2 separate regions of the Mus musculus genome follow, and region 2 is linked to region 1. Evidence: chromatin loops called from intact Hi-C (ENCODE). Cell type or tissue: heart. All regions are shown on one strand. Links, peaks and the distances in the headings refer to the core of each region. The heading gives the core; the rest is flanking DNA. Region 1 overlaps Tra2a (transformer 2 alpha). Region 2 overlaps Gpnmb (glycoprotein (transmembrane) nmb).

What was found. Hi-C counts contacts between places; a loop is a spot of excess contacts. Peaks named below come from ENCODE experiments on the same cell type or tissue, not always from the same donor. Only the 100,000 strongest peaks of a DNase experiment are listed, where the experiment ranks them.
Region 2: it touches region 1 in a loop (3.0-fold over the local background); 12 of 42 quality-filtered maps call a loop at or near these places.

The regions. Positions count from the first base shown.
Region 1 is chr6:49,241,326-49,256,995 of GRCm38, forward strand. Tra2a (transformer 2 alpha) reads right to left here. Exons shown (of 8, transcript NM_198102.2): 2 at 11,057-11,190; 3 at 9,538-9,697; 4 at 7,661-7,849; 5 at 5,524-5,639; 6 at 4,151-4,285; 7 at 3,543-3,610; 8 at 2,596-3,406. The coding sequence ends at 3,396. Among named protein-coding and RNA genes, the nearest start is that of Tra2a, 15 kb to the right of the region's middle. In heart, for the core only: CTCF peaks have their summits at 6,097 (motif pointing left) and 10,082 (motif pointing left); no DNase peak of the experiment used is centred there.
Region 2 is chr6:49,050,988-49,066,657 of GRCm38, forward strand. Gpnmb (glycoprotein (transmembrane) nmb) reads left to right here. Exons shown (of 11, transcript NM_053110.4): 8 at 37-139; 9 at 831-1,039; 10 at 4,634-4,727; 11 at 5,174-7,195. The coding sequence ends at 5,327. Among named protein-coding and RNA genes, the nearest start is that of Malsu1, 15 kb to the right of the region's middle. In heart, for the core only: a CTCF peak has its summit at 6,878 (motif pointing right); no DNase peak of the experiment used is centred there.

The DNA.
Region 1 (15,670 bases), core at 2,872-10,871:
TGTCTGTATAATGTTACCTGTGTGTATATGGTATGGTCCCGAAACTGACCACTTGGTATTGGATAACCAATTGACAGGCTCTTCCAGTTTGCCCACAGTGGTTTGTCTAGGGTTGTAGCTCTTTAAGCTTTCCCCTTTTCATGTTATCATATTTATTGGTATCATCCAGGTTCAGGTCTGTGTAGGCAGCCACGTTGATGAGACTTCACGAGTGTTATGTCTCTGATGTTTCTCGATGACACAACCTCTCAGCAAACTTTCTGTTCCTCTGGCTTGTAGAATCTTCCCACCACCTGTCCACAGTTACCTCTGAGTTCCACAATACTTCCTACAGGTGCAGGAAGTGTGCTGTGGAAGTCTCAGCTGTGACTTGACATCCCATGATCTCTTGTTCTCTGCATCTTGATTAGTTGTGGATGGTTCTTTGTAATGGTCTTCACCTGTATTTTTTTTTTTTTTTTTTTTTTTTTTTTTGTGTTTTGAGACAGGGTTTCTCTGTGTAGCCCTGGCTGTCCTGGCACTCACTTTGTAGACCAGGCTGGCCTTGAACTCAGAAAGGCGGAGCCATGGAGGAACACTGTGTACTGACTTGCCCCCAGGGTTTGCTCAGTTTTTTTTCTTTCTTTCCTTCCTTCCTTTCCTTCCTGGTCACAGCTTCCCCTCCCTTCTCTCCTCCCAGTCTCTCCCTCACACACCCAACCCAACCTTCTTGCTCTTCTCAGGACATCCCATTGTTGTCAACCAGTCTTGGCATAGCAAGCTGTAGTAAGTCTAGGCACATCTTCTAAGGTTAGACAAGGCAGCCCAGTTAGGGGAAAGGGATCCAAAGGCGAGCAGTGTAGTCAGACAGCCCCTGTTCCTGGCTGAATTCCACATGAAGACCCAGCTGCACAACTGTTACATCTATGCAGAGGGCCTAGGTCCCTCCTACGCATGCTTGCTGGTGACCAGTTCAGTCTTTGTAGGTCCCTATGGGCCCTGGTTAGCTGAGTGTTTCCTCCCTCCCTCTCTCTTGAATGGGATTCCGAACTTGTTTGGTTCTGAGTCTCTGCATCAGTTTCTATGAGTTGGTGGGTGAAGTCTCTGATGAGTTATGCTAGTCTCCTGTCACCAAGCAAAGCAGAGTATCATTTAGTGTCAGGGGTGGGCTCCCTCCCATGGCATGGATCTCAAGCCAAGCCAGTCAGTTTGGTCCTTTCCTCAAATTCTGCTCCATTTCTTACCCTTGTGTAACTTATAGAACAAGTTCTGGGTCTTAGGTTTTGTGGCTGGGTTGGTCTCAATCCCATTGAAAGTTTTGCCTGGTTATGCTAAAAGTCTTGGGTTAGGGTCATCCTCATAGATTCCTGGGAGTTTCCATTGTTCTAACTCATCTCAGAGATGCACCTCTCTCCCAATTCAGTTCTCTCCATCCTACCTCATTCCTCATGTAACCAACCTCACTCACCCCTTTCCCCACCCCAATGTCTAATCTATTCCCCTTCTGAGATTCAAGTGTCCCCTATTGGGCCCTCCTTGTTGCTTGGCTTCTTTGGGTCTGTGTTTTGTAGCATGGTTATCCTATACTTGTAATTAATATCCATTTATAAGGGCTGGAGAGATGCATCAGTTGTTAAAGGCTATGCTCACATGTTTGGTTCCTACCACCTCCCTACAGTGGGAACTCTCCCACACCAATAATTGGTCAAGAAAAGACCCAAGGATGTTCAGCAACAAATAATCTCAGGGCTACATAAAGAAGAAACACACAAGGAATTGGAGAGTAGCTTGCAAAGCAAGTTTTGTAAAAAGGATGCTCCAGAACTCAAACCAAGCTAGCAAACAAACTTTTGAAGGATGTTTACTTGGTTTCTATTCTAATGCATGTCTTTTCCTCATTGGCTGGGTCTTACCCTAAAATCCTTCGAGATTGGCACAAACTTGTGCTCAAGGTGGTTTTTCTGTCTCTAGAGTTTGGTACACACACATAGCATTCCTTTTAAAGCAGGTCTTTCTATCTATCTACTTTACCTACCTACTACTTACTCTATCTATCTATCTATCTATCTATCTATCTATCTATCTATCTATCTATCTATCTATCTATCTATCATCTATCGTGTGCTAGAACTAGTAGACCAGGCTAGTTTCAAACTCAAGAAATTCACACCTATCTCTGCCTCCACATGCTGGAATAAAATCATACTTTTGGCTCACATTACACACACACACACACACACACACACACACACACACACACACACACACACACAGTCTTAGGAAAAGGTGGGGAAATTAGTAAGTCAACTTAAGATGGGCAAAATTTTATATAAAATATATTGCAGGAATGTGAGGAAAATTAGACTGGTTTCTACTGGGCTGGAGAGACAAGAGTGTTTGCTCTTCCAGAGCCCCATTCTACTCCCAAGCACCCACATAGTGGCTCACAACTGTTAACAGGCCAAGAGCTAAGATACCCTTTTCTAGCTCCCAAGGCAGGCACTGCCTATGCACACACTACACATATATACATGCAAGCAAAACACTCAATCATAAAACAAAAAACGGCTTTTAATCCAGTTATATTTCCCACTGTTATCAAATAAAGAGACAATCCCATTTTCAAATTAACTTTTATTTGAAATTACTCTTCCCCACATGTATTTTAGGATCCTATACAATAACCCATGTAACCAATGTCCCAATACCAAAATTTCTAACAGCAAGTTATACAATTGTTCTAGTTAATAAATAAAGGTTGTCCTTCAGTGATTAAGGGAATACTTAAGTTTCTGTAAATTTAACATAAAAATCACACTTTAAGTTTATAAGGTTTAACATGTAAATTCAAATACAACATGTCTTATAGGAATTACAAGCTTTTAATTTCTAAAAGGTGACTTAATTCTTAGGTTCAAAGTTATATTCTTCAAAAGAAATGTCCCACATTTTCTCCTAGAGCTTCAAACATTCTACACTCAACTATTCAACTGCTCCATGCCACTCCAGACAAAGCTGGCATGACTGACCTACTTAAAGTGTTATTTACCTTCCCCAAGAAGATTAAAAAGCAGTTTATCATACCACAGATTTCTAATGTCTACCACAATATCCATCAGAAAAAGTTTTCAAAAGATGGTTTCTGTCCTCAAATAAGAAGTCAATCCTCTGTAAAGGCAAAGAAGAACCACAAAGCAGAACCCGGGCTCCCTTTCACTCAGGATGTTCACTACTGAAAAGACAATTACACCTTTAGAGTATAACAAAGGGTGGAAACAGCAACACAACTGGTCAGGCAGAGATTAAATAAACCAGGTTGTTTGGTTTTGGTTTAAAGGACTAGGAAGCATGGAAGCTTGGGAATCCAAAATCAAAAAGAAGAAAAAGCAAAGTCCTCGGGCACAATCACTCCAGTATCAATAGCGTCCTGAAATAGAACAAAGAGAATTAATTACAGTCTGACTGGTCTAATATCTTCCCAATATTAACAGCAACCACATATCCCAAAGTACACCACTGCTTAGAAAGATGGTTTCAATTCTACAGAAGTAAAATTTACATACTTGGACTATAGGAACGGGATCTCGATCGTGACCTGTAGCGACTGTAGTAAGGAGAGGGCGACCTTCTTCTGTAAGAAATGAGAGCTGAATTAGTACATCACATAACCACAGTCAGGTGAAAACAAAACAAAACAAAAAAAAAAAAACCCTAGCCATTAGAGTAGTGCAGGTTTTTAATCTCAATACTTGGAAGACAGTATCTGTTAATGAGGCCAGGCTGGTTTGCACAGCCAGTTCTAAGCCAGTCAGGGCTACATAATTGAGGCCATGTCTTCAAAACAAATAAACCAACCAAAAACTCAACAGTACTAAGGATTGAGCCCAGGAACATAATACTGGAGAATCATAGTTCCACTGAGTGACACACTCAGCTCTAAAATCTACTCCAGCTCCTGCCTACCCCACCCGAAAATATATAAAAAAAAATCACCAACCACGTTGACAGGTTGGGCTTAAATGATCCTATCTTTGTTTCTCAAACAACCGGCACCACCCAGCTACCAGACCTGGCTCAAACATCCAGTTTTTTGTTCATACATATTCAACATTAAAGTGCTAAATAATGCTACTATTTTGCAAAGTATATATATCCCAAATTAAAATATTACCTGTACCGGTAATCATAATCTTCGTATCTGTCATAGCCTCGATCATATCCTCTATCGTAGTAAGAATCTCGTCGTCTACCACCGCCACCACCTCCTCCTCCGCCACCTCCTCCTCCGCCACCTCCACCACCGCTGCTACAGAAAAATGAAGGGGGAAAGGTTATTATCCAGATCATTTCATACTGGGACAAGAGAGAGGAGAAGGAACCTCCCCTTGCAATGCAAATGCCCTCACACACCTCACTTTGCCAATGCCTATGGTGTTCGATTCACAGAACTCTCTGGAGAGATGGCTCAGCAGTTAAGAGTACCTGCTACTCTTACCTGTTTGGTTTTTAGCACTCACTCACGGAGGCTCACAACATCTGGCTATTCTAGCTCCAGGGGAGCTGACACCATTTTTCAGCCTCCAAGGCTTCTATGTGCTTGTGTATACCCTCTCCAACACAGATTTAAAAACCAAACTAAGTGCATCACTTTAGTCCCAGCACTTGGGAGGCAGAGGTAGGAGGATCTCTGTGAGTTTGAGGCCAGCCAGTCTACAAAGTAAGTTCTAGGACAACCAAGGCTCTGTAGAGACACTGTCTTTTAAAAGGAAGAAAAACTGAAAGAAGACATTAACAGCATGTAAAGTAGCTAAAACTACATCTAAGAATACCTGAAGACAAGGAAGAAATAGCAAGTGTAGAGGCTGGAAAGATGGGCCAGTGGGAAAAGGCACTTGCTGCTAAGGCTGATAGGTCTGAGTTCCACCTATGGAACCTACGAGGATGGATAGAACCAAACTCTGCAAGCCTATGTCCCCTTCCTAAGATAAATATTTAAGTAAACAAACCCTGAGCACTGGAGAGAATGACTCCACTAAAACTGTGTCAGGATCCAGATCCGATGTGTTACAACCTTTAGAGGTGAATTTAAATCCAGCCCTCTTTCTTCACGTGTTCCAAATAAGGGACACTGTTTAAAGCCTGGCCTCTGCCTCCTTTGTATTCTTTACAAGGACTGGAGCCAAACCACTGTGCCCAGCAAAGAACACACACAGATTTCCTTCACTTGAAGTATATGCATAAAATAAACGTAATTTAAGTATGTTCTAATTTGGGTCCTATGTGGGACAGCAAATGTTTTAAACTGATGAGCCATCTTTCTAGTTCCTGCAAATGAATATATGCTGACAAAAATAAAATGATACAGAAGGGAGGGGGGTGTAGATGTTTTCAATTCCCTAGTCAAATTCTGACATGCATTATTACATTTCTAGAGTGTAGTTTAATCTTAAAATAACTGGCTTTATTTGCTTGGCAGCCTGGGACCTACACCCAAGCCCTGAATCTGCTAGGCACGTACTCTACCCCTATAAAACCCAATCTTACTGAGTTGGTCTGCCCATGTAAATGCCTGGTGTGGGTGTGTGCGCTCTCTTGGTGATAGAATAATCCACACGGATTCTTCTACCGTCCAGCTCCATCCCATTTGCTCTCTCCATAGCCTACAAGAGAAAAAGAAAGCAATTAATAACTCACTAATCTTGAAGCCATTTTTAGCTAAAATTAAGCATGAAGTATTCATAATCCAAATGAATCTACCTTTGAAAATAGCATAGTTAATGCACTTTGTATTAACATCTTAGATATACAGAAGAGTGAACTAAGCTTTAACCTTTTAACTTTTGTTTATAACCTCAGCTGCTCACCTTAAGACTAGATTATCACTGTCACCATGAGTGACTTGGGAATTATAGCAGTCCTTCTGCCTCATACTGGAATTACGGGTATGCACCACCATGCCCTCCCTAACTTTCCTCTATTCTTGCTCTTCAGCTTGTAATTCAATATTTGTTGGTAAAACTAAGTAGCCAAAAAACGATTTAAGGGGATGCAAACAATTGTAACAGTTTGTACCCCTTTGTTTAAAATGAACAAGTCTAAGCCAATACTGCCCCCTAGTGATTTCCAAGTGTAAAGGGACATAGCCTGTCTGTGCTTGAGCTAATCCCACTGGGGGGATGGGGAGGAAGGATGCAATGATAACAATTCTTTTCTCCCATTTTTGTCCCTATTCTGCCTGCCTGGATTGATGGCTGTAGCCATCCTCTACCTACCTACCCACCTGGATCTATTTTTGTCGATCTATCTCCCAAGTGGTGGGACTATAGTCACATTATATACCAAGCCTGGCTCATATCCTAACTGAAATAAGGTAAAAATCTTTCATCTCAGCATCAAGAGGTAGAGGTAGGCAGATCTCCATGAGTTTGAGGACAGCCAGTGAATCACTGATATTGTGACTTAAAAACAGGAATAAGGAAGTCCCAAATACACACTAGTAAAAAAATAAATGTTCTAATAACTGAGAAATTAGTCTGCCTACTAGATAATAAATGTACAAACTAAGAATCATATACAATCATCTGGGCTTATTAATTCTACGGTCTGGGGTCATCCAGTCCACTACAGGATTCATCCAAGTGCTCTTTCAGCCCCAGCTCGCTCTCAGCGTTCGTTACACATATGACATGTGCCAGCACACTAGCATGCTAAATATCCTCACACCTCCAAACGCCATTATCAGGTACTATTTTTAAAATAGGCACTAATTTTCATTATGATCATGTTTGAATTACAGAGCAGAATAACAAATACATTAAAAAGTTAGAAAAGCCACTTCTGCACCTGTACATGGGGAATTAGGCTAAAATTAGATTAATTTAAACATGAATATGGGCTTATTAAAAAAAAAAAACTTATATACCCGGGCGGTGGTGGTGCACACCTTTAATCCCAGCACTCGGGAGGCAGAGGCAGGCGGATTTCTGAGTTCGAGGCCAGCCTGAGCTCCAGGACAGCCAGGGCTACACAGAGAAACCCTGTCTCAAAAAAACAAAAAAACCAAAAAACAAAAAAAAAAAAACAAAAAAAACCCCAAACCCTTATACACTGTAGTTTTATTACATGTATATGAGTATACTGTAGCTGTACAGATGGTCGTGAGCCATCATGTGGTTGCTGGAAATTGAACTCTGCTCTGGCCCCATTGCACCGGCCCAAAGATTTATTATTATATGTAAGTACACTGTAGCTGTCTTCAGACACCCCAGAAGAGGGCATCAGATCTCATTATGGGTAGTTGTGAGCCACCATGTGGTTGCTGGGATTTGAACCCAGGACCTTCGGAAGAGCAGTTGGTGTTCTTAACCACTGAGACATCTCTCCAGCCCACACTGTAGTTTTTAACATTAACTTATATAATTCACTTCATAAGGTCAGATTTCAATCAGCATGTAATTATACCAGCATAAACTGAAAAGCAAAACTTTTTAACTGTAACACTGTGAGAGAGTTCCAATCAGGTCACAGAATCTGAAGGCATATTTACAGAAATGTAGATTAATAGAACTCTGACAGTAATGCTATTACTAATTAGAAATTACATACTACTACTACTACTAGTAATACTTTATCATTATGCATACCAAAAAATTTTAAATGAAAATTGTAAAACCAGATTTACCTCCTTAGAGTCATCTATTCTCTCAAAATACACAAAAGCAAATCCACGTGACCTCCCAGTTCGCTGATCATAAACTACATTAACACCACTCAGAGGTCCATATCGAGAAAACACTTCACGAAGATCTCTCTCTGTTGTGTACAAACTGAGGCCAAATACTCCCAAGCAAGTGTTGGGATCTGGGTTTGCCTGTTGAGTAAAGGAGGAGTTAAATTTTAATTAGCACTCAATACGTAAGATCAAAACACATGAAGATCTTTTTTGGAACACAGTTTATAGCTATCTATAGCCTGCACAAAAACATCCCCACACCCTAGTCTAGCCCAGCAATTTTCAGGAAGTACCCAAAGAATTCATCTTTCGCCCCCCTAATTCTTCAATGCTTACACAACTTGTTCTCTTTTTTTTTTTTTCAGGGTTTCTCTGTAGCCCTGGCTGGCCTCGAACTCAGAAATCCGCCTGCCTCTGCCTCCCAAGTGCCAGGATTAAAGACGTACGCCACCACGCTCGGCTACAACTCGTTTTCACTTTTACCAGTAACCTCAGTGCTGGGATTAGCCATGCAGCACATATCCTATGCTATGTGATGCTGAAGGTTGAAGCCAGGGCCTCATTCACAACAGACAAGCGCTCTTCCAATTCCGTTACATTCCCAGCCCTCTACTTTCATTCTTGCAAAGATTTTAGGAGCTGACAAGATGGCTCAATGGTTAAGGGTACTTGCTGCTCTTGCAAGGGATCCCATTTCAGTTCCCAGTACCCAGATGGTGGCTTACAACCACTATAACTCTGCTTTCAGGGGATCCAACACCTTCTGACCTCCCCAGGCAAACATGGTGCACATAAAAGCAGGCACTCACAAACACAGAACAAAAAACAAAAACAAAAAACCAACACCTCTTTTTCCACGCATCTGTCCGTGTGCATGCAGAGATGCCAGATGGGACAACAGATCCCAACCCACTCCTATGGCAAAGCAGGTCAGTGCTCTTAGCCACTGAGCTGTATGTAATTCCTATCACCACTTCCATTCTGTAACAGGGTATCTATCCTCTGAATGTTTCCAGGATCCAGATTTAAATACTGACACACGTCTACCATGCTTGTCAGTATCACTGGCTTCATGTAGAAGCATAGCAGATCAAGAACTTTAGACCAAAGCAACCTGGTTGAAACCTGGACTCTGTCACCTATTTTCTAAAAAACAGATTTATGCACTGTGTGCATATATGGACACACTTATGCTATGAAACACATTCAGAGGTCAGGACAACTCTTTATACAATGTAGACTCTAGTTTAAGCTCAGGTCATCAGGACTGGCAGCCAAGTGCCCTGATCCACTTCCTGGGCTTTCTTGCTGGTCCCTTAGCCAACTACTAAATAAACTAAAACAAAACACTTCAGTGTCCCATATCCAAACAACCTGTCACACAAAGATGTTAAGAATACACATGTTAAAAGAAGAGAGCTACTTAAGAGAGATCAGTACAGAGAGAGCAGGCAGTTTTATTGGGACAGTTGTACAAAGATAGGTTACAAAGAGAGAACAAGCTAGACACAGATGAAAACAGAACAAGCCAGAGACTGAGGAGCCAGCAGATTAGAACAGATTGCCAGAGTTAGTATGGGGTCAAGCAGAGCAATTCAGTCAGAGTTGCAAGAAGCCAGTTTGAATCAGTGTGCAGGAGCAGCCAGCCAGAAAGAACTAGAAGGGGGAGCTTATTCAGCAGCAAGTCTCAGAGGCTGAAGACATTCTAGGCTTAAATAAGATTGACAAAGGCCAGAAGTTTTTCATAAAAAGCAAGGTATTTTGCCACGACTACACATTCAGGAAAGAGAAAACCCAATTTCCATTAACTCTTCTTATACACATACCCTGCTTCCAGTATGCCTTCTGCGATTAGACATTGGAGAGTGACTCCGGCTCCTCCGCCGCCTATACTCGGGTGTATAGGACCTACTCCGAGATCGTCTCCTATGAGAGTGTGACCTGGATCGAGTGTAGCGTCTATGCGAATGCCTCCTTGACCTTGACCTTTGAAAGAAATAAACTTAGGTAAAATACTGGATCACAGGGCTGGAGAGATAGCTCAGCAGTAAGAGTATTTATTGGTCTCCAAAAAGACTCAGGTTTGATTTTTAGCATGGCTCATAACCATCTATATAATTCTAGTTCTAGGGGGATGACTCTTTGTTCTGGTCTCTGAAGGCACTGCATGCTTGTGGTACACATATATAGACATAAAACATAATTTTAAAAAAGAGAAAAAGAAGAAAGAATACTTTTAGTAAGTAATCAGATCAGGGGCTGGAGAGATGGCTCAGCGGTTAAGAGCACTGACTGCTGCTCTTCCAAGTTCAATTCCCAGCAACCACATAGTGGCTCGCAACCATGTATAATAGGATCTGATGCCCTCTGCTGGTCTGTCTGGAGACAGTGACAGTGTACTCATAAATATAGTTTACTACATAAAATAAACAATTCTTAAGAAAAAAGTACTAAATCAAATTCCCTCTACACTCTAGATTGCATACAAATATGACTTTTTTTTTAGCTCTCTGTCATTTTGTTATGTGCCAACAACTGAGATGTTTCAATGCCTCCTTTGACCTGGGAAAATATTTTTAAAAGATCTTTTGGTGGTTAGAGATGGCTTCCTTGTTCAGGATGCACACTGCACTCGCAGAGGACCGAACTTTGGTTTTCAACACAACTCTCTGTAAGGAATTCGATCCTCTTTTAAACAACATGGGCACCTGCTTGTGCACACACACAGACCCTTATTTTTACTTATGTGTATGTATACACGTTTGTAAACACCTGGCAGAAGTGGATTGCAGGTGTAACTCCTGATGGTAGTTACAGGTGGTTGGTTGTAAGCTGCCAAACGTGTTCCGAGAACCAAAATCAAATTCAGGTCTTCTGGAAAACCAGCAAACATTCTTAGCCACTGTGCCATCTCTCTTGCCCATATTTTTTTTTTCCTCGAGACAGGGTTTCTCTGTGTACCCCTGGCTGTCCTGGAACTCACTTTGTAGACCAGGCTGGCCTCGAAATCAGAAATCTGCCTGCCTCTGCCTCCTAGTGCTGGGATTAAGGTGTGCACCACCACGCCCAGCTCCCATATTGTGATTTTTTAAAAATTCCTATTTAGTCCATTCACTCTCATTTCACCTCCCATTAAAACATGAAACTTCCATTAAACTTGAAAGACACACACAGAGAGAGAGAGAGAGTAGAGCATGATGGCACATGACTTTAATCAGGGATAACAGCTAATAGATATGCTAAGGAAGGTCTCTAAAGGTCTGAGCAGATGGTGAACTTTCTGTGTGAAATACAGCTAAACGGAGCCCTTACAGGGAGAGAGCAGTTTACAAAGTTTAGGCTTACCTGGACTTTGATCTTGATCGAGAATGGGATTCAGAATGTTTGGACACCCGTGATGGACTACGAGATCCTGACCTGCTCTCTGATTTTACACGAGCAGGAGTTCCCGTTGGAGATTTTGACTGAGAGCGAGACTCCTAACAAAGAAGACAGTATTACAAATGGCACTGGTCATGCAGATGCCTAACACCTAACATTTAAAGTACCGTAATTATTTATATTGATTGCTCCTGAAAAACAAATGGTTAGGCAACACCCTCCAGAAAAAAATTTCAGCTCATTAATATCCCATTGTTAATACTGCTAACTGTCCTCAATAATTCCCTACTTGAACCAGATCATCAATTTTCTATTAACTAAGTAATCATGCAAATTCATCTACAACTTGATCATACAGACACTGGAACATAAACCATACATTTACTTAACCTAGGACCCATTCATTCTTCCAGATTCTTTTAATTCTACTTCACTCTTGCTTTCTACTTCTCTTCATTCTTCATTGAGTTTTTCATTTTTCATACTTCGTGTATTCTTCCCCAATTCAAACAATTCAAAATAGCCTTAAAAAAATATTCAAGTGCTTCTATCTGACCAATCTTCTGTTCAATTTTTTCCCCCATTCAATTTTAATTTTCTGATCTTTAATACTTTTCATTAGCCTTCTTTTATCTTGATTTATCTTCCACATTCTTGGAAAAAACTCTTCAATTTCTTCACGAACATTAACCTTAATGGAAAAAGAACATTTAGTATATTTAAGCACGTGGGGATTATAAAACTCTGCTGGAGTTCAGAATGTTATCTACCAAATGGGAAGGCCAGCAGGTAAAGTGCAAATAACTAGTTTATTTAAAAATAAATTAAAAAAAAAAAACAAATTTTATAGTATTTAAAAATGTTCAAAAGTGTAGTCTAACAGAATTTACTGAATTTCTCTAAAGTTTTTAACCATTCTCTTTACCCTCCTCCCCTTTCATGTTCCATCCTAGTCCCTAATTTTAATATAAATATGTAATTCAAACATAAACTGCAACTCCCCCACCTAAATATTCATTTTCCACTATTTTATAGGCTAAAGGCTCTTACTGATCTTAGAATTAACTTTCAATAAGCCAAACTAAGAAATTCAGGCACTGCTGAAGCAAAGCATCCCAGGCCAAAATAGCTGTGTCCATCATCTGAACTCATGACAGCACACATGCCAGAAATCAGAGACATAACAAATAGCAACATTACACCTCCCCCCAATTTTGACTACCAACTTCACTTATTCTGATTAACCAGAAAGATGTGTTTTGAAGCAAGCATAGAGAAACTAAAAGGAAAGAACAAAGTTTCCAACAGCCCTTACTTCAGTTTATAAATTCCTGAAATACATGCTATTCCTGTCTTATGAGACACAATTGCATTTAAGAACTCAGGATGGACTATACAGTTCACAGAAATCCTCCGCTCTAATACCACTTAAATACCACCGGGTACAAATAAAAAAATGTGTACCATGATGGTTGCCCTTGACTTTTGCTTTTGCACTTAATGCACATTTGTACTCCTTGCAGGGGCATCTTATCTCTTGACAAGAAACATAAATCTCCTTCATTACAAATTGGTTTCTGAAAAACTTCTATGTAAAAAAGTTACCAAATAACTTATAACTGACAAGAAAGCATGGTAACTTGACTGATATGAGACCTATACAACCAAAATAGAAACCAAGATTTGGTTTCTCCAAACAATTGATAATGGAATCTTACAAAAGTATATATTCATACCAGTTTTCATTTATGCAGTAAGATATCCCACATCTTCTGCCTTTATCTCCCAAGTATACATTGGCATGCACAACCAAACTTGGCCTTATGCAATGCTGGGATTTAACCAGAGCCTAGTGCTAGGTAAGCACCCTATCAATTGAGCTATATCCCTGGACCCCTCTCTTAGTTTAATATCAAAAGATTTACCTAACAAGAACTCCACCCATTATTTTCCTGGTCAGTGATGTTTCCATTTAGTTACCCAGTGTTAAGTCTTTTATATCTTAGACTCAGATGCCTAGACAGAAGCCTGGGGCAACATATTACTTACAGAAAAAGAAAATTATTAATGTTGCTTGTAACTGAAGCAAGGGGCTGGCTCAAAATCTGAACCAAAGACAATGATTCTCTGTTACCTTTTCTTTCTATAAAACAGACCCTCTAGGTGGCTCAGGTTAAGAGCACTGGCTGCCCTTCCAGAGGACCAGGATTTAATCCCCAGCACCCACATGGCAGCTCACAACTGTCTGTAACTCCAGGATCTGACATCCTCACACAGACTAAGTGCAGGCAAAACACCAATGTACATTTAAAACAAATTTTAGTAAGCTGGGCAGTGGTGGCGGACGCCTTTAATCCCTGCACTTGGGAGGCAGAGACAGGCAGATTTCTGAGTTCGAGGCCAGCCTGGTCTACAAAGTGAGTTCCAGGACAGCTAGGGCCATACAGAGAAACCCTGTCTTGAAAAACCAAAAAAATAAAAAAATAAACAAAAACCAACAACAAAGGCCCTCAGGTATATCATTTGTTTTTGCTGCTGTGAAAAGCAGTGGTCACAACAGTGTCTGGGTAAGCACCACAGCCTTTGTTGTACAATTAGGCATTAGGAGGTCTTGCTCTGAGATACTATAAAGTGTTAGCTTTATGGTTAAAAAAAAAAATCCTAAAATAAAGCATAAATTTATTCTTAAATGATTAATAAACCCTTTATCGTGACAAAAATTTAATGGCCCAGATACATTTTTTTAATTTCCAAGTTTCTCCTCATTAAGTATTGTTACTGAAAAATGACTTCTTTCAAAATGTCAATTTAATTAGTATTTTGTGGACAAAGAGCAACTTGTTAAGAGTTCATCGGTACTCAAAATTCAGGCTATGAGGTATAGCAGGAAATGCCTTCTTACTCACTGAGCTATCTTATTGGCCTCCAAAATCTCTTCTGGAGACTTAAATAACTCAGTAATTTTTTTTTCTTTTAATTTAAACTTCAGTCCCAGATCTTGAGTAGCAACAAAATATCACTGCATAGCAGAATGTCTTTTAAAAATAAAACATTTTGAAGGTGTTCTCTTCAGTGCTAGAACCCACAACTGTTCCACGCTAAGTAAGCACTCTAACACTGATCTAGACATCCAGTTCAAAAGCATTATTTTGACAAGCATGTGTGACAGCTGACTAATTTTAAATTAAAAAAAAATCATTAAGACTATTTAGAATTTGGGGACCTAAATTACAACAAAGAAAAAAAAATGCTGGAAAGAGTTGGTCATCTGTCTTGTCCCACTAGACTAACCAGCTCTTAAAGCTGTCTCATTGAAGGGATGTTAACAATTCCTTATTATCCTGGCTACAATATTCAACAACCCTTTACAATATGCTGCCCAGCTGAATAAAACATGTAAAAGGACTCACATTGACCCATATCAGATTATAAAGAAAACACTACATAGGCTTCAATCTACCTTAGATATTAAAACCAGAAAGAGGTCAGGCAGAAAGCTAAGCACTGCTCAAACAGGCTTTGGTATTTGCTATGTGGACAAATTGTTACAGAACATTCACAAGTAATAGGATGCTCAGTAAACTGTAGATGTAAAATACATAGGCTCAGTGTTTAATACTAAGTAAATGGAAGCAAGTTTATATACAGTGTATGTATATAAATGTATGTACATCATGTGAAACAAACTTCCTGTTATTTCCCTAGTACTTTATAAAGTAGGAATTTCCATAAAAATAAACTAGTGAATTTAAATCATATGCCAAAAAGAAAGATAATGTACTTTGGCTGCCCAAATACCGCACTTACTCTGTTTAATCAGTCTACAAGTAGAGACCCTTTTTGCTTTCTTTCTCTGGGGACAATGGAGCAGATCTTTTTTTTTTTTTTTTTAAAGATTTATTTATTTATTATATGTAAGTACACTGTAGCTGTCTTCAGACACTCCAGAAGAGGGAGTCAGATCTTGTTACGGATGGTTGTGAGCCACCATGTGGTTGCTGGGATTTGAACTCTGGACCTTCGGAAGAGCAGTCGGGTGCTCTAACCCACTGAGCCATCTCACCAGCCCGGAGCAGATCTTTATTAGAAGTTGGGCTAATAAAGCAAACATTTCCAGTCTCAAACCAAGTTGCTACTAGAAGCACCTCTAGAAAACCAAAGTATGTATTGTTTAAAATTTCAAATAACTTCATTTCATTTAAGATCATCCTTGTCAGATGCACTAGGATGTCAATATGGTCTCCATAAAGGCTTGTGGATAACTCTAACATACGTCTGTATATTCTCTAGAGTTTGGAATAATTTTGAAAACTTTTATCATAAATGCCTTAGTAACTGTTAGTCAACCTCATAACTGTGGCATGAGTTTATATCTGTAAACTTTATAATCTTTTGGTAAAAAATTTAAATGATGCCATAACCCTGTCAGCTTATGTGTTTTGATCAGATGCTATGTTCAAAAAGCTGGTATAAAAATGATTTCAAATGTTTAGGGCTTGGGATGTAGCTCAGTTTGAGAGCTTTCCTAACATTCAAGAAGCTGAGTTGATGCCCATGAGTCATTTTTCTCCTATCAGA
Region 2 (15,670 bases), core at 3,777-11,776, 190 kb before region 1:
CATGTTGACACTTCTCTCTGGTGGCTGTTTTGCTAGAGGGGATCCTGGAAGTCAGCATCATGCAGATAGCAGATGTCCCCATGCCCACACCGCAGCCTGCCAACTCCCTGATGGACTTCACTGTGACCTGCAAAGGGGCGTAAGTACAGGCTCGTGACAGAGGAAGGCTAAGTGAGGTCTGAATAAAGGGCTGACCACTAAATCCTTCTGAAGAGGATTTAGACGCCTAAGTATTAGAAACCTCAGATGAGCTGTGTATAGGAGACAGGTGCTTGTCTCTAATCCCAGTCGTCATGAGGGGCTAAGTAAGGCAGGAGACCACGGCTGTATAGTGAGCCTTTCTCTCAATAAATAAATAAATAATAAAATAAATAAATGGGGGGTGGGCATGGTAGAGGGCATCCTAGCATATGAGAAGCCCTGGGTTGGATCCCCATCACTACATAAAGCAGGCATGGACTGCATGCCTGTAATCACAGTACCTAAAGGTGGAGGCTGGACAGTCAGGGACTTAAGGCCATCTTTAACTACATGGTAAGTTTGAAGCCGACCTAACTATATGAGTCCCTGTCTTTAAAAAAGAAAAAGAAAAAAAGAAAGGAAATGCAGAGAGAGAGGAAATGAAAGAAAAGTAAAAGCCCTGCTTAAAATTGTTATTGCATAGTGTCCTGTGTCTATAATCCTAGCACTCAAGAAGCTGAGGCAGGAAGATCACCAGTGCCAGGCCAACAGTGTGAAACCCTGTTTCAAAAATATCACCTCCCCTCCAACTTTGCATTCTTTTCTCCCTCCTGTGATCTATGTGCCCTCACCCCTGTCTCATGTCACAGCACCCCCATGGAAGCCTGTACGATCATCTCCGACCCCACCTGCCAGATCGCCCAGAACCGGGTCTGCAGCCCTGTGGCTGTGGATGGGCTGTGCCTGCTGTCTGTGAGAAGAGCCTTCAATGGGTCTGGCACCTACTGTGTGAATTTCACTCTGGGAGATGATGCAAGCCTGGCCCTCACCAGCACCCTGATCTCTATCCCTGGCAAAGGTGAGGTTTGTTTATAACCTTATGAATGTTTCCTATGGCAGAAGTATACACCCTCGAAGGCTTCACTCGCAGTGTTTATCTCATGGCCAGGTTCTTTGAACCATCACGTGTGCAGTCTGGCTGTCGTTGACTGAGTTGTCACTATGTGGCTTAGGTATGCAGTAACTCACAACAACGTCTACCAGGGCTGTAGCACTGAGAATGAGGTGGAGAGAGCATCTTGCCCTTACAGGTCAGGGCACACTGGCACCTGCCAGAGAGCTGGGGAGGATGTGGGGGGAGAAAGCCACAACGGGGCAGCCAGAGGCTGGGAACATTTCCGTCTCCTGACCTCCGGGAGCTGTGTAGCTAAGGCTGCCCCAGCCCTGTGCCTTTCAGAATTACCTTTAAAATCTTAGCTTGTTCCACATTGTTCCCCTGTACTGGCAAACTGCAGGTTTCCTGTGTGGGCTGTTTTTGTTGTAGTGAGTGACTGAGATCTGAAGGAAGGAGGCTGAGATGGAACATAACAGTGGGGCGCTTTCTTGGCATGAGTGAGCCAACAAGACCAGGCTTCTAATCCAGCATCTTAAGAAAAGAAAAAAAAAACAGGAAACTGGGAGGTGTGGTGTGGGACACATGCCTACCTCCCAGTACTCACGAAATTGATACAGGAGGGTCGCAAGTACAAGTCCAACTCGGGTATAGCACATAACAAAACCTGAGAGAGAGAGAGAGAGAGAGAGAGAGAGAGAGAGAGAGAGAGAGAGAGTGTGTGTTAGTTCAGTCAGTCAAGTGCTTACCTTGCAAGCATGAGAACCAGAGTTCAGATCCCCAGAACCCCCACAAAAAGCCAGGAGTGGTGATGTGCACCTGAAATCCCAACAATGGTAAGATGGGAGGTGGAGACAGACAGACTCCTGGAAGCTCACTCACCGTTCAGTCTAACACACTTGACCAATTTCCAAACCAAAGAGAAAGCCATTCTCAAACAAAAAGAGGAATGACACCCATGGTTTTCCTTTATCTCCACATGTTCACAAGTGCACCCACACCCACACAACCCCCCACACACAACCATGCACACATACAATCATACACACATGCAACCATGCACACACACAACCATTTACACACAACTATGCACACACACAACCATGCACACACGCAATCATGCACACACATGCAACCATACACACACATGCAACCATGCACCCACACAGAGCAGTAAGGAGAAAAGTCAGAAAAAGAAACAAACAAACAAAAAACCCAAAACCAAAACAAAAAACAAAAACAAACAAACAAACGAACGAAAAACCTGTAATCCAGTGAGTGTTCTAACTTATTAACTCAAATTTCAAAATCAGAATTTCAGAAATAGAGAACTCAACCGAAAACTCACTGATATTTAGCTGAAATTCTCTTTATTGATTGATAGTCACTAAGCTGTCTGCTTCATGCTCAGCACAGAGCTCTGCACAAGACAGAAGTCACTGACTAAGGAACAAAACAGGGAGGACCCCTGCTTCCCTGAGCAGTAACAGATGTTATAGGAAAACGTTTAGACCAATTCAATTTCACAGTTTGTTTAAGCACCAAACTGAGCAACACTGGAGTCAGAAGTGGCCCAGACCAGATCCCATTGACAGCTCCCCAAACTGGCTGTCAGAACCTAGGAGCAACCATTGCTGACTGCTAATTGAGGCCTGGAGTCAATCAATTAAGCTGCTTATGGTTGACTGAAACTTAATTGTTTTTTGTTTTAAAGGATTTGGGGTGTGGGTGTGTGCATGTGTGTGTGTGTGTGTGTGTGTGTGTGCTCTCAAGATCGTGTGCACATGTATGTGCATACAGGTGCCCACAGAGGCCAGGGGAGGCTGTCGAAGGACCTGGATCTGGATTTACAGTTGGTTGTGAACATCTAGACATGATTACTCAAAGAACTCAGATCCTCTGCAAAAGCAACTGTGCCCTTGACTGCTGAGCCAACCTCCCAGCTTCTTGGCTGTTGGTTTTTGATGTTACTTGGGGTTTTTGTTTGTTTATTTTTTGAGATTTTTTTTTTCTTTTTTGGTTTTTCGAGACAGGGTTTCTCTGTGTAGCCCTGGCTGTCCTGGAACTCACTCTGTAGACCAGGCTGGCCTCGAACTCAGAAATCCACCTGCCTCTGCCTCCCAAGTGCTGGGATTAAAGGCGTCTGCCACCACTGCCCGGCTTTTTGAGATGTTTTAAATTTTATTTTATGTGTGTGTGTATTTTGCCTGCATAGACATCTGTGTACCACACTGGTACAGTTCCTGTAGAGTCCAGAAGAGGGCATCAGATCCCCTTGAAACTGGGTTATTGTGCTGCCATGTGGGTGCTGGGAATTGACCCCAAGTCCTCTGAAGAGCAGTTAGTGCTCATATGCACTGAACCATCTCTCCAGCCCCTTGTTTTTTGTTTTGAGTGTGTATGTGTGTATGTGTGTGTGTGTGAGTGTGTGTATGTGTGTGTGTGAGTGTGTGTGAGTGAGTGTGTGTATGTGTGTGTGAGTGTGTGTGTGAGTGTGTGTGTGAGTGTGTGTGTGAGTATGTGTGTGTGTGAGTGTGTGTGTGAGTGTGTGTGTGAGTGTGTGTGTGTGAGTGTGTGTGTGAGTATGTGTGTGTGAGTATGTGTGTGTGTGTGTGTTTGTGAGTGTGTGGGGTGGTGGTGGTGTTGCTTACCTATGAATTTGTCAGTTAGGTCCCAACTCAAAATATATAATCAGACTTATTTTAAACCCAGGCAAGAAACAAATTAACAAGATGGTATCTTGAAGAGAAAAAAAAAAACAGTCAGAGGAAGGAGAGGAGGGAGCTTGGAGTGGAGGTGAAGGCAGTGGTTAGAGCCCTAGACAGGGTGTGGGACAAGTCTTGCTGTTCTGTAATACCATCTTGGTAGAGGGCCTCCTGGGAACTAAGACCTAAACATAAACAGTGAAATCACACCAAGGCTACTGTTAGAGTCTTTGAAGTTTCATTCTGTAAGCAAGGGTGAGGCATTCACCTGTGAGAAGATCTTATCATCACATGATGGAAAGACAATTGTAATCGGTAAAGAGGACCTTCTAGGAGGGGTCTGGAGGACCAGATGGTGACAGTGGCAGAGCAGAGGCAGCTCGGATGACCAGATATGCTTTGGGATGGAGACAGAACTGGCTGGTTACAGAGGAGAAAGAAGACAAAGTGTCTGCCTTTGTGGTCATTGGTACAGATGAGACGAGGGAAGGAATAAGACACAATGTGACCCAGGCCTAGGAAGAGGCAGGCAGGGTAGTGACAGAGGAGAGATGGTTCCCTCTGAAACGCTCGAGGGCACAGGGCGACTGAGGAAACCTGAGAGAAGCCAGGGAAGGGCTGTCCCAGCAGGGGCTGTGCACGGTTCACAGAATTTCAGAGGTTTTAGGACAGGGGCAAGCACAGAGCCTGAGATGAGGCCAGAGGCCAGCACAATGGAGTGTGAGAGCCTTTTAGCCCCTTGGTGTTGAAAGCAGTTGAAAGCGGTTGCTCGTTTATTCAATAGCATCACAAGCAGATGTCCTCCAACCATGGAGGAATGCAGCCTAACTCATGCAGTTTTCCTTCTGCTTTAAAGACCCAGACTCCCCTCTGAGAGCAGTGAATGGTGTCCTGATCTCCATCGGCTGCCTGGCTGTGCTTGTCACCATGGTTACCATCTTGCTGTACAAGTAAGTTTCTGATTTTAACACTTTACATCTCTATAGCAGATAGTCAAAAGCAAATAGCATTCGTCTGTATGAATGTGCCATTTTCCTTTCTTCCTTTTAAATATTATGTGTATGAGAGGAAATGTGGTCCATCGAACCACAAATACCAAACTGGGACCTATTAATTTTACTATGGCTTGGGATTTGTTTGTTTTAATCCTGAAAGTGCTACCAGATGTCAGTAACTTGACAAAATTGGTTTTTGTAATGTTTAACGAAATCTCAAAGTGAGTGCTTCTTGCTTGAAGAGAAAATAGCTATACTCTCCTGTGATGCTGGTGTGTTCCAAGCGACAGACTGGGTTGGGTGGAATTCGCTCTTTTGCACCTGTCATGAGAAACGCTATAGAAAGGAATTTAGTTCAGCTGAAGATATTTTTAAAGTCCTGTCCAACACATTGTTTTCAGAAAACACAAGGCGTACAAGCCAATAGGAAACTGCCCCAGGAACACGGTCAAGGGCAAGGGCCTGAGTGTTCTCCTCAGTCACGCGAAAGCCCCGTTCTTCCGAGGAGACCAGGAGAAGGATCCATTGCTCCAGGACAAGCCAAGGACACTCTAAGTCTTTGGCCTTCCCTCTGACCAGGAACCCACTCTTCTGTGCATGTATGTGAGCTGTGCAGAAGTATGTGGCTGGGAACTGTTGTTCTCTAAGGATTATTGTAAAATGTATATCGTGGCTTAGGGAGTGTGGTTAAATAGCATTTTAGAGAAGACATGGGAAGACTTAGTGTTTCTTCCCATCTGTATTGTGGTTTTTACACTGTTCGTGGGGTGGACACGCTGTGTCTGAAGGGGAGGTGGGGTCACTGCTACTTAAGGTCCTAGGTTAACTGGGGGAGATACCACAGATGCCTCAGCTTTCCACATAACATGGGCATGAACCCAGCTAATCACCACCTGAAGGCCATGCTTCATCTGCCTTCCAACTCACTGAGCATGCCTGAGCTCCTGACAAAATTATAATGGGCCCGGGCTTTGTGTATGGTGCGTGTGTGTACATATTCTACTCATTAAAAAGGCAGTCTAATAAGCTGTGTGATTATTATATTGGGGAGAAAATTTTCCCTGTGTAGTTCAGTGAACTACCCATCCATTCATTTATCCATGGACACTTATAAAGCATGTGGTGGGCTGCACTTGACCTATGAGACCTTGTCTATTCTATACCAGCAGACCCTTAATAGCAACCAAGTGAGATCTGAGAGTCCAGACTGTATCTACCTTGATGAAGGTAGACAACTGGATAAATATGATGGTATTATAGAATGACTGCTCATTTTTGAGGCATTGTGGAGGACCAACATTCAGTCTGGTACTTTGACACCCCCCCCCCCCACTAGGTGGCCTAGAAGCAAAAAGAAGCTTTTTGTTTGGAAATTGTCTCCAAAGAATGTAAAAATTGCTGACCACTTAGGACAGGGCCTCTCAGCCAGGAGTGTTTGGCAATGTTTGGAGAGATTTGTGGTTGTCAAAACTAGGGTGGGGTGCTACTGGCATCTAGTGGGGAGAGCCCAGGGCTGCTGAACACCCTGTGCCTGCGGGACAGCCCCACAGCCAAGGAGCCCAGAGCAACTGAAGGAGTCCTGGGCACAGGCATCCCAACAGCAGCCTTGTATCTGAACCGAGCCCTGACATCTAAAGCTTTGTGACCTAGTGACATGGCATGTTAGGAGTCTTTTCTGCCTCTGTCTCAGCTGTAGAAGGGGTATGCTGTCCCTCTCTGACTCACTTCACATGGCCGCTACTGCTCCTGATGGAAGAATGAGTGCAGGTACAGCCTTGTGTTACAGTCTCAGCCTGGGGACAGAAACACGTGAAGAAGCTTGATTGATTGATTGATTGATTGATTGATTGATTGATTGATTGATTGATTGATTTTTACATACTAAGGAGCCCGTTCACTAGTACCCAAAACAGGACATTGATTTCAGGTTGCTGCAGAATCCACAGACCGCTTAGACTCCACCCCATGGTTCCAAACACTGTCTTGTGGAGGTGGGACCCCATAATTTGGATTTCTGAGAAACCAACAGAGAATCCTTATTCTGCTGGTTCCAGGACAAGAATGAGCAAGGCTGGGCTTGGGATCACTTCCTTGCTCAGGTCAACAGGGGGCAGCAGAGAACAGCAGATACAGAACAGCCACCAAAGCGGCAGGTCCATGACTTTGTTTATCTAGCTTCATCTAAACAAATTTTAATCTAGTAGTAGGAAAGAAGTCTGAAATAGTAAATTGTGTCGATTTATATTTTCCAAGTGACCCTGGTAAGGGAACTGTCTGCAGAATGGAAGAAATAGCCTAAGAGACAGGGATGGCTTGATTGATGTTGGCTGAGAATTAAAACTTCTCACGAAAAGTACATGTGTATGTAACAAATTATTCCAGGAATTGCTTATTTCTAGGGCTTTTATAAATGTCTGCATCCTAAGCATCTCTGAGTAATTCACAAATATCTGTTTCCCTGGATTGAAATTCTCATAATCTGAAAATCCCATAGTTTGAAGGCGATGCACTCAAAGTACCCATCACACACAGAATGCACAGAACTCTTAAGCTCAAGTGACACAAAGAGCAGATGAAAAGACAGTCTTCCAGAGGATGAGGGTGACCTCCTTTGGGGGAACCCTAGTGGGGGAACAATTCTTTGAAAGTGTTTTGTTGATGTTTGTTGTTGTTGTTGTTGTTACTTGTTGGGTTGTTTGTTGCAGTTGTTTGTTGATGTTAGCTGTTTGTCTGTTGTTTGCTGTTTGTTTATTTGTTGTTGGTTGGCTGGTTGATGTTGAAGGAGGCTTCCAATGCTGCTGGAATAAATACCATGAAAATTCAAAGGTCTGCTTCCAGGGATCAACCGTTGCAGACTGATTTTGCTCATTTAATCATCTTTTATTGAATGCTAGGGTGGTTCTGGGTCTAGGAGAGAACGAAGAGATAATAAGAGACACAAAACTGAGTTTGTGGAGCTGGGATTCCAGACCAGCACAGTAAGCCACTGCTCATGTGGTCACTGCTGTGACTTCACTGACCTGGGTTCTGGCCCACCCACTGGCCTCAGCTTCACCTGCAAGGGCAACTTCTGTTTGTAGTCAATAGCCATCCCCTTTATCCTTAAGATTCTACAAGGAATCAGAGCTCTCCTATGGGCCCTGTGGTGGTTTGAATGAGAATGGCCCCACAGATTTATATATTTAAGTGCTTGGTCCCCAGTTGGTTTGAGAAGAGTTAGGAGGTGTGCCTTTGTTGGGAGAGGTGTGTTGCTGGGGGAGGGGTTCATTGCCAGGCCCAGTCTTGCTCTTTTTGCCTGCCTGCCTGTGGGTAAGGATGTAAGCTCTCCATCCCACGCCAGCCTGCCACCATGCTTCCTGCCACGATGAATATGGGCTAACCGTCTGAAACGGTAAGCAAGCCCCTAATGAAATGTTTTCTTTTATAAGTGTGTCTTTGGTCGTGGTGTCTCTGCACAGAGGTAGAACAGTAACTCGGGCAGGCCCTTTGCACTTGCATGGCTTTAGTACTTAGCCAGTTTTCAGTCTGTGCCTAACTTCCCCAGGCATCTCACAACGTCATCTACAAACCAAACTGCCCTTATACTACCAATGCAATCATGCTGTTCAATACAGCTACACGGATGCCAACACAAATATCAGCCCTTGAGTCCAGTCTTTACTTTGAGTGTATGCGTGAAACAAATTCTGCTTTCCTGAAAAGACAAGAGCTGTTGCTGAGCTCCACCCCCCTCCCCCCACCAGACAAGATCTCACTGTGTTACCTAGGCTAGCCCTAAACTCCAGGGCTTAGCTTTTGTGGCAGGAGGTTTCTGTGGTTGTGGAGACAACGGTAAACTCTGGCTTGGAACTGAACGAGTGTAGGAAAGTAGACAGGGCTAGAATGGGACAGCCTGTGTCATCATGCTGTCGCTAGCAAGATGCCCAGAGCCTGTCTCCCTCTCTGCCCCTCATCTGTCAAATGATGGAGAGGACAGGGAGGCCACTTCTGAGTCTTCAGGTTCTGACGCTCTTCTGTGGAAAATGGAGACAAAGTTAACCGTTTTTCCACAGAGCCGCTAGGAAGCTAATATACTCCACGTCAGGCAGATTTCAGTTCCCCTGCCAAAGCCATGCTTCTGCCCATAAGCAACGTATAGTTTTTATACTTCTAAATGGCTAGGGGAAAAAAATGAAGAGTCATAGTTGGGTTCCATCCCAGCACAGAAAGAAAAATAAGCAAAGAAAGCAGGGAGGGGAAGCAGAGCCATCCCAAATGATACAAAACAGTTATCTGAAATGCAGAGTTCAGTATGCGTAAGTAAAGATCTACTATTCTCTCTCTCCTCTTCCTCCCCTGCTCGCCCTCCTCTTTTCCACCATTTCTCTCTCCCTCCTCCCACCTCCTTCCCCTCCTTCTCCCCCTCCTCCCCCCATCCTCGTCCACCACCAGACAAGATCTCACTATGTTACCTAGGCCCTAAACTCCAGGGCTTAGTGGCTCAATAGTTTCCTCTCTTCCTCCCTTCGCCTCCAAGTAGACATACCTCAGTGCCTGGACAGCCACATTTCATTTATGTGCTCTCAGCTGCTGCTCAGCCATTACAGCAGCACAGCTGGGTAGCTCTGACACAGGAGCCTTCAACACCTGTATTTGCTGCCTGACCCTTTACTGACAGCCTGCCTATCTGTGACCTAGAGTAGTTCTCAGATCCAAACTATTAGGAAAACAAGAATTTTTCAGAAAACTTCAAGTCAATGCTTCTCTTCTCTCCTCTCTCTCCCTCTCCCCCTCCCATTCTCTCTGTGTATGTGTGTGTGTGTGTGTGTGTGTGTGAGAGAGAGAGAGAGAGAGAGAGAGAGAGACTGCTCAGAGGGCCAGAGAGCAGCAGATCCCCCTAGAACTGGAGTTACAGGCAGTTGTCAGCTGCCTGACGTGGGTGCTGGGAACCAAACTGGGTTCTTCTGCAAGGCAGTCACTTCTCCAGCACCTAAGAATCCTGTCAGGAGGAATCTGAATAAGGACTCACCAGCTTTCAACACTTGATTGAGCTGGCAGGAAACTAAAAGAGGATTCTTTCATGACCCTACCCCCACCCCCAAAAGACAACAGGAGAAAACCAGCACTGAGCCAGAGTTTTCTCAGGAGGGGCAAATAAACAGACAACCTGGGGGCCTTCAAGTGTGGATGCCAAGACTCAATTTTTGGGACTGCAGAAATGGCACAGTAGTTAAGAGCACTGGCTGCTCTTCCAGTTCAAGGAATGGGGTTCGATTCCCAGCACCCACATGGCAGCTCACAACTGCCTGTAACTCTAGTCCCAGCCCTCTTCTGGCCTCTGTGGTACACATATGTACATTCAGTCAAAACACACACACACACACACACACACAGAGAGAGAGAGAGAGAGAGAGAGAGAGAGACTCAGTCAGTCTTTGGGTTGAAGATCAGTAAATGAGGAAGCCTGGACAGAATGCAAGAAGCCCCATGAGCCCAACACTGCCAAAATGATTCTCCTGAATAAAGCCAGGATCCTTATTAATAACCTGGAATGAAACAGAGAAAACCCACACACAGGCAGCAGAGAGACCCACTTGGAAGCAGGGCATATGCTGGGGCCTACAGGGTCTAGAATTCCTAACCTGTGATCTCAAAACAAGAATTTACAGGGACTGGAGAGGTGGTTTTGCTGTTTAAGAGTGCCAACTGTTCCACCAGGAAACCCAAGTTCAGTTCCCATGTCAGGAAGTTCACAACTACCTCCTGGAACTCCAGCTCCAAGGAGCCTGGCATCCTGCTCTGGACTCTAAGGGCACTCAATGGATATGGGGTGAACATTTATACAAACATGTAAACACAAATAAGTTTTTAAAATGAACATAGGTTAACACAAAAAAATAAGAGCTAAACATCATGTTTAAAGTAGTTCTGGATGCATCTGTCTGCCTGCCTGGCAGAAGCCGTGTGAACTCTCTCTGCAGGAATGCCAAGCCACAGATAAAACCTCAAGAACATGGGCTCACAATTAAAAGCAACTCACTGAACACATGACAAATAATCCTTTATGAATGAGCCAAGAGAAGCAGGCTGGCAACTACTGCAGCAGATAATGGGCATAAAGCATGTCTCATCTGAGCATGGTGGCATAGACCCAGCCCAAGAGACTGAGGCAGGGTGGGGCGGGGCAGGGCAAGGCAGGGCAGAGCTCAAGAGTTCAAGGCCAGCCTGGGAATTATAGCAAGCCTTAGAATTTGAAAATAAAGTTGAGCCTACCTCATACATTTAGGAAGAGGAAGTTGAAAGAAACTGACAGACTGCTAACATAATGAAAGAAGCATCGTGGCATGGGGGCTTCCCCCGAAGAACTTTTAGAGATGAAAATTATAGCGCTAAAAGTTAAAAACAAATACAAATACAAACAAACAAAATCCATAATGTAAATTCAAATCATTATTCAATTTATGGCTAACCCTATCTAATTGATCTCTTTAGTCAATTTAATTTATTAAATCTATTGATTAACCTTGTGTATGTGTGTGCATGTATTTGTGTGTGTATGTGTATGTATTTGTGTATGTGTGTATGTGTTTGTGTGTGCTTGTGTGTGTATGTGTTTGTGTGTGCTTGTGTGTGTATGTGTTTGTGTGTGTGTTTGTATGTGTTTGTGTGTGTTTGTGTGTGTGTGTACTTCTGGGGTACATATTGCACATGTGGAGAATAGAAGGCAGCATTATGGAATTGGTTCTCTCTACCACCTTTACTTTCAGGGATCAATCCCAGGTCACAGAGAGTGCATTTACCTACTGAGCTCTGGTGGCCCTATTCACTTTAATATCTAAAGAAAATTCCAGAAGTTATAGCATTTTATCTAAAAAATATTTCAGTTTACTTTTCTATAAAACTAAGACCTTTTAACAAAATATACAATTATCTCATCACATATAAAGTAGTTAGTGAAAGAACCTAGTGGGGAAACCCCCACTCAACTCCCGATTCGGCGTGCACCCAAGAATCAGGAACAAACAGACCGTCTTGATGTAAATACACGAGGTAGTTTAATGGCGGAGCTCCGGGTCAAAACATATCTCCCGCAGGAGACAGTGGATTCGACCACGAGGCTTGGAAGCTAGGGGGTTTTATAGAAAAGGGGCTGGGGCTGGGGCTGGGGGTTTGACATGACTGGTCCATTTAAACATCAGCAGACTGTACATGCAGATAACATTTAACTTAGGTCAGAAGGGCGGGAGATAGGGAGCCGCCGGGCCAGTCCAGCATGTCATTCTCTTTATCTTTATGGCCAAGCAGCCTCAGGAATGTCTTAACACGGGCCTGCCCGAGCATGTCCTGGCCTGTTCTGTTCTCAGCCCCAGGTTTCAAAGCTCACAATCAACTCTTTGGGCTATTTGACATAAATTACATGAATCATAGATTTCAAGTTTTATTTTCTTTCATTAGCAGTCATTTTGTTCTAATAAAACATCCAGTTAATGCTCAGATTTTCTTGTGTAATAATTATTTTTGCATAATTTATTATTTCAAAATATTAGTAAAAATACAGTAGAAACTAGAAATCAGACCTTTAATTTCAATCCCCTCCTCCGCAGGGTAGATTTTGGGGTACATAATATTTTCCCTGATTCTGGGTAGTGGCCATGGAATTTCCCAAACAATCATAAGGGAAAACACCAGCCCTCTGTAGTGCGGGTGTTTAGCTAGGATGCTGGGTAAATAAGGTGTATTAAACCCATCCCATTTTTTAAACTTACTCTATGTTTAATTTACAATTGAGTTTTATTTAAATGTAGTTTATTTGGTCTATGTTCCATCATAATTCAAGGAGCATCCGACAATCACAGCTGCCATGATCTGAATTATGTGTCCCAAGACATCCGTGGATTTAAATGTGGAAGCTTTGAGGAGCTAATTAGGATTGTATGAGATCTCAAAAAGACAGGATCTGCAATGGCTGATGTCCTTCCAAGAAGAGGAAAACACCAAGTGAGAACAGGTTAAAAGGTGGCCATCTACAAGAGAGGCACCACCAGAAGCCAACTTGACACCACCTGGACCTTAGGTTTCTGGCCTCCATAACTAGAAGCACAGTAGTTCTGTTCTATAAGCCACTAAGTCTGTAGTCCTCTATTGCAACAACCCTAAAAGACGGATAGACAGCACACACAGGGAGCGATTCCCAGCCAGCGTTGTGTGCTCTACTCCTGAAACCTCAGCACTTGGGAGACAGAGGCAGGAGGATCAGGGTTAGTAGAGGAGGGCCATGCTCTACTACATAGGGAGTTGACGGTCAGCCTTGACTATGTGAACCATTGTCAGAAAAAGAAAGAAGGAGGGAAGGAGGGGAGAGAAAGAGGGGAGAAAAGGAAAAAAGAAAAGAAGGAAGTGAGTAGTAAGGACAGGGAAGAAAGCTAGATGTCTTTATCATAAATCATGCCTTAGGACTCACTACTGGGAACCTGAGGAACAGCTGCTTCCAGATGTTGGACAGTGGGTAGTATGGGTTATACTGGCTAAGAAAAGTGAGCCAGGCAGCCTAGAGCGGAGAGAGGAAGCCTTTACAGAACTAGCCACCTCCTGGGGACAGGGAGATAGATAGTCGGCAGAGTGGCATGCCATGAAAAAGGAAGCTCAGAGTCCTGGAGATGGTCACAGCATCTCGTCATTGCTTCAGCTCTTCTCTGTACTCGTACAGGTCAAAGCCACTGTCAGTGAACGTCTGCTGACTGTTCCTTCCCTGTGCTTCCCTGTGCTGTAGTTTTGTCCTCAGAACTAGACTGAATTTTTTTTTCCTGGTACCCTGTTGTTATTGCCTTTGGCATCAAATAGTAAAGTTCTTGCTACCAAGTCATAATGAACAGCTAGTGTTGAAATATTGCCTGTAGGCAGGTAGAGATCTAACTCAGGGCAAGCAATGACTCTAAAAGATCAGGGAATGCTGTGCCCAAGGCAAGTGTGGGGAATGGAGCTTGCACTTTGGTTTAAAAAAGTGGTTACAAAGAGATTGTAGAAGTACCTCCCCCAAAGGAGAACCTTCTGTGTGTGAGGTTCTGGTGTGTACTGTCAATTTTGGGATTTTGGTTTTGTTTTTGTTTTTTAAACAAAAACAAAAACAAAACAAAACCAACAGCCCCACCCAGGGATTCATCCTGTAAACAACCACCTAACCCAGACACTATTGCATGTGCCAGCAAGATTTTGCTGAAAGGACCCTGATATAGCTGTCTCTTGTGAGGCTATGCCAGTGCCTGGCAAATACAAAAATGGATGCTCTCAGTCATCTATTGGATGGAACACAGGGCCCCCAATGGAGGAGCTAGAGAAAGTACCCAAGGGCTGAAGGGGTCTGCAACCCTATAGGAGGAACAACACTATGAACTAACCAGTACCCCCAGAGCTGTGTTGCATATGTAGCAGAGGATGGCCTAGTCAGCCATCAGTGAGAGGAGAGGCCCTTGGTCTTGCAAAGATCATATGTCCCAGTACGGGGGAATGCCAGGGCCAGGAAGCGGGAGTGGGTGGGTTGGGGAGCAGAGCGGGAGGAGGGGGATGCGGGGGGGGGGGAGGGTATAGGGGACTTTTGGGATAGCATTTGAAATGTAAATGAAGAAAATATCTAATAAAAATAAAAAAAAACCCAAAGAAATACTATAAGAATATGTTTTCATTTTATTCCTAGATATGGGATATGGAGCTGCTTCAGACTGTACACAGCAGTTGACTATGATATGCCTTGTGCTCTGGCAGGGGCGCAAGTTTGCCAGCTGTAGATAGTTTCTGTGACTATGTGATGTCTGGAATTCTGACTTTTGAGAGGGTTTATAAATGCGAGAGCCCTGTGGGTTGGGGTAGCTGTGGTTGTTGGGTAGTTAGTTGGTTGGCTGTTTGGTTACTGTTAGTTGAAGTTTGTTAAGCGGGAGTGGGTGGGTAGGGGGGCAGGGCAGAGGGAGGGTATAGGGAACTTTCAGGATAGCATTTGAAATGTATATAAAGAAAATATCTAATAAAAATACATTAATTAGGGGCTGGTGAGATGGCTCAGTGGGTAAGAGCACCCGACTGCTCTTCCGAAGGTCCGGAGTTCAAATCCCAGCAACCACATGGTGGCTCACAACCATCCGTAACGAGATCTGACTCCCTCTTCTGGAGTGTCTGAAGACAGCTACAGTGTACTTACATATAATAAATAAATCTTTAAAAAAAAAATACATTAATTAATTTTAAAAAGTCTCCCAAACAAAAAAGCTCAGAACCAGATGGTTTTAATGCAAAATTCTACCAGACTTTCAAAGAAAAGTTAAAATCAATACTCCTCAAATTATTCCACAAAATAGAAACAGAAGAAACACTACCTAATTCATTCTATGAGGCCACAATCAAAGAAAGAGAACCTCAGACCAATCTCACTTATAAACACTGAAGCAAAAATAATTCTTAAAATATAAAAGTAATTCAATAAATAAATAAAAATTCTTAAAATTAAAAAATAATTCAATAAAATTCTTGCAAACCAAATCCAAGCACACATTAAAAACATCATTGTGATGGTTTGTATATTCTTGGGCCAGGGAGTGGCACCATTTGGAGGTGTGGCCTTGTTGGAATAGGTATGTCACTGTGGGCGTGGGTTTAAGATCCTCACCCTGGTTGCCTGGAAGTGAGTCTTCCACTAGCAGCCTTTGGATGAAGATGTAAAACTCTCAGCTCTGCCTGCGCCATGCCTGTCTGGATACTGCCATTCTCCCACCTTGATGATAATGGACTTAACCTCTGAACCTGTAAGCCAGCCCCAATTAAATGTTGTTTTTATAAGACTTGCCTTGGTCATGGTGTCTGTTCACAGCAGTAAAACCCTTACTAAGACAATCATTCACCACGATCAGGTAGGCTTCATGCCAGGGATTTAG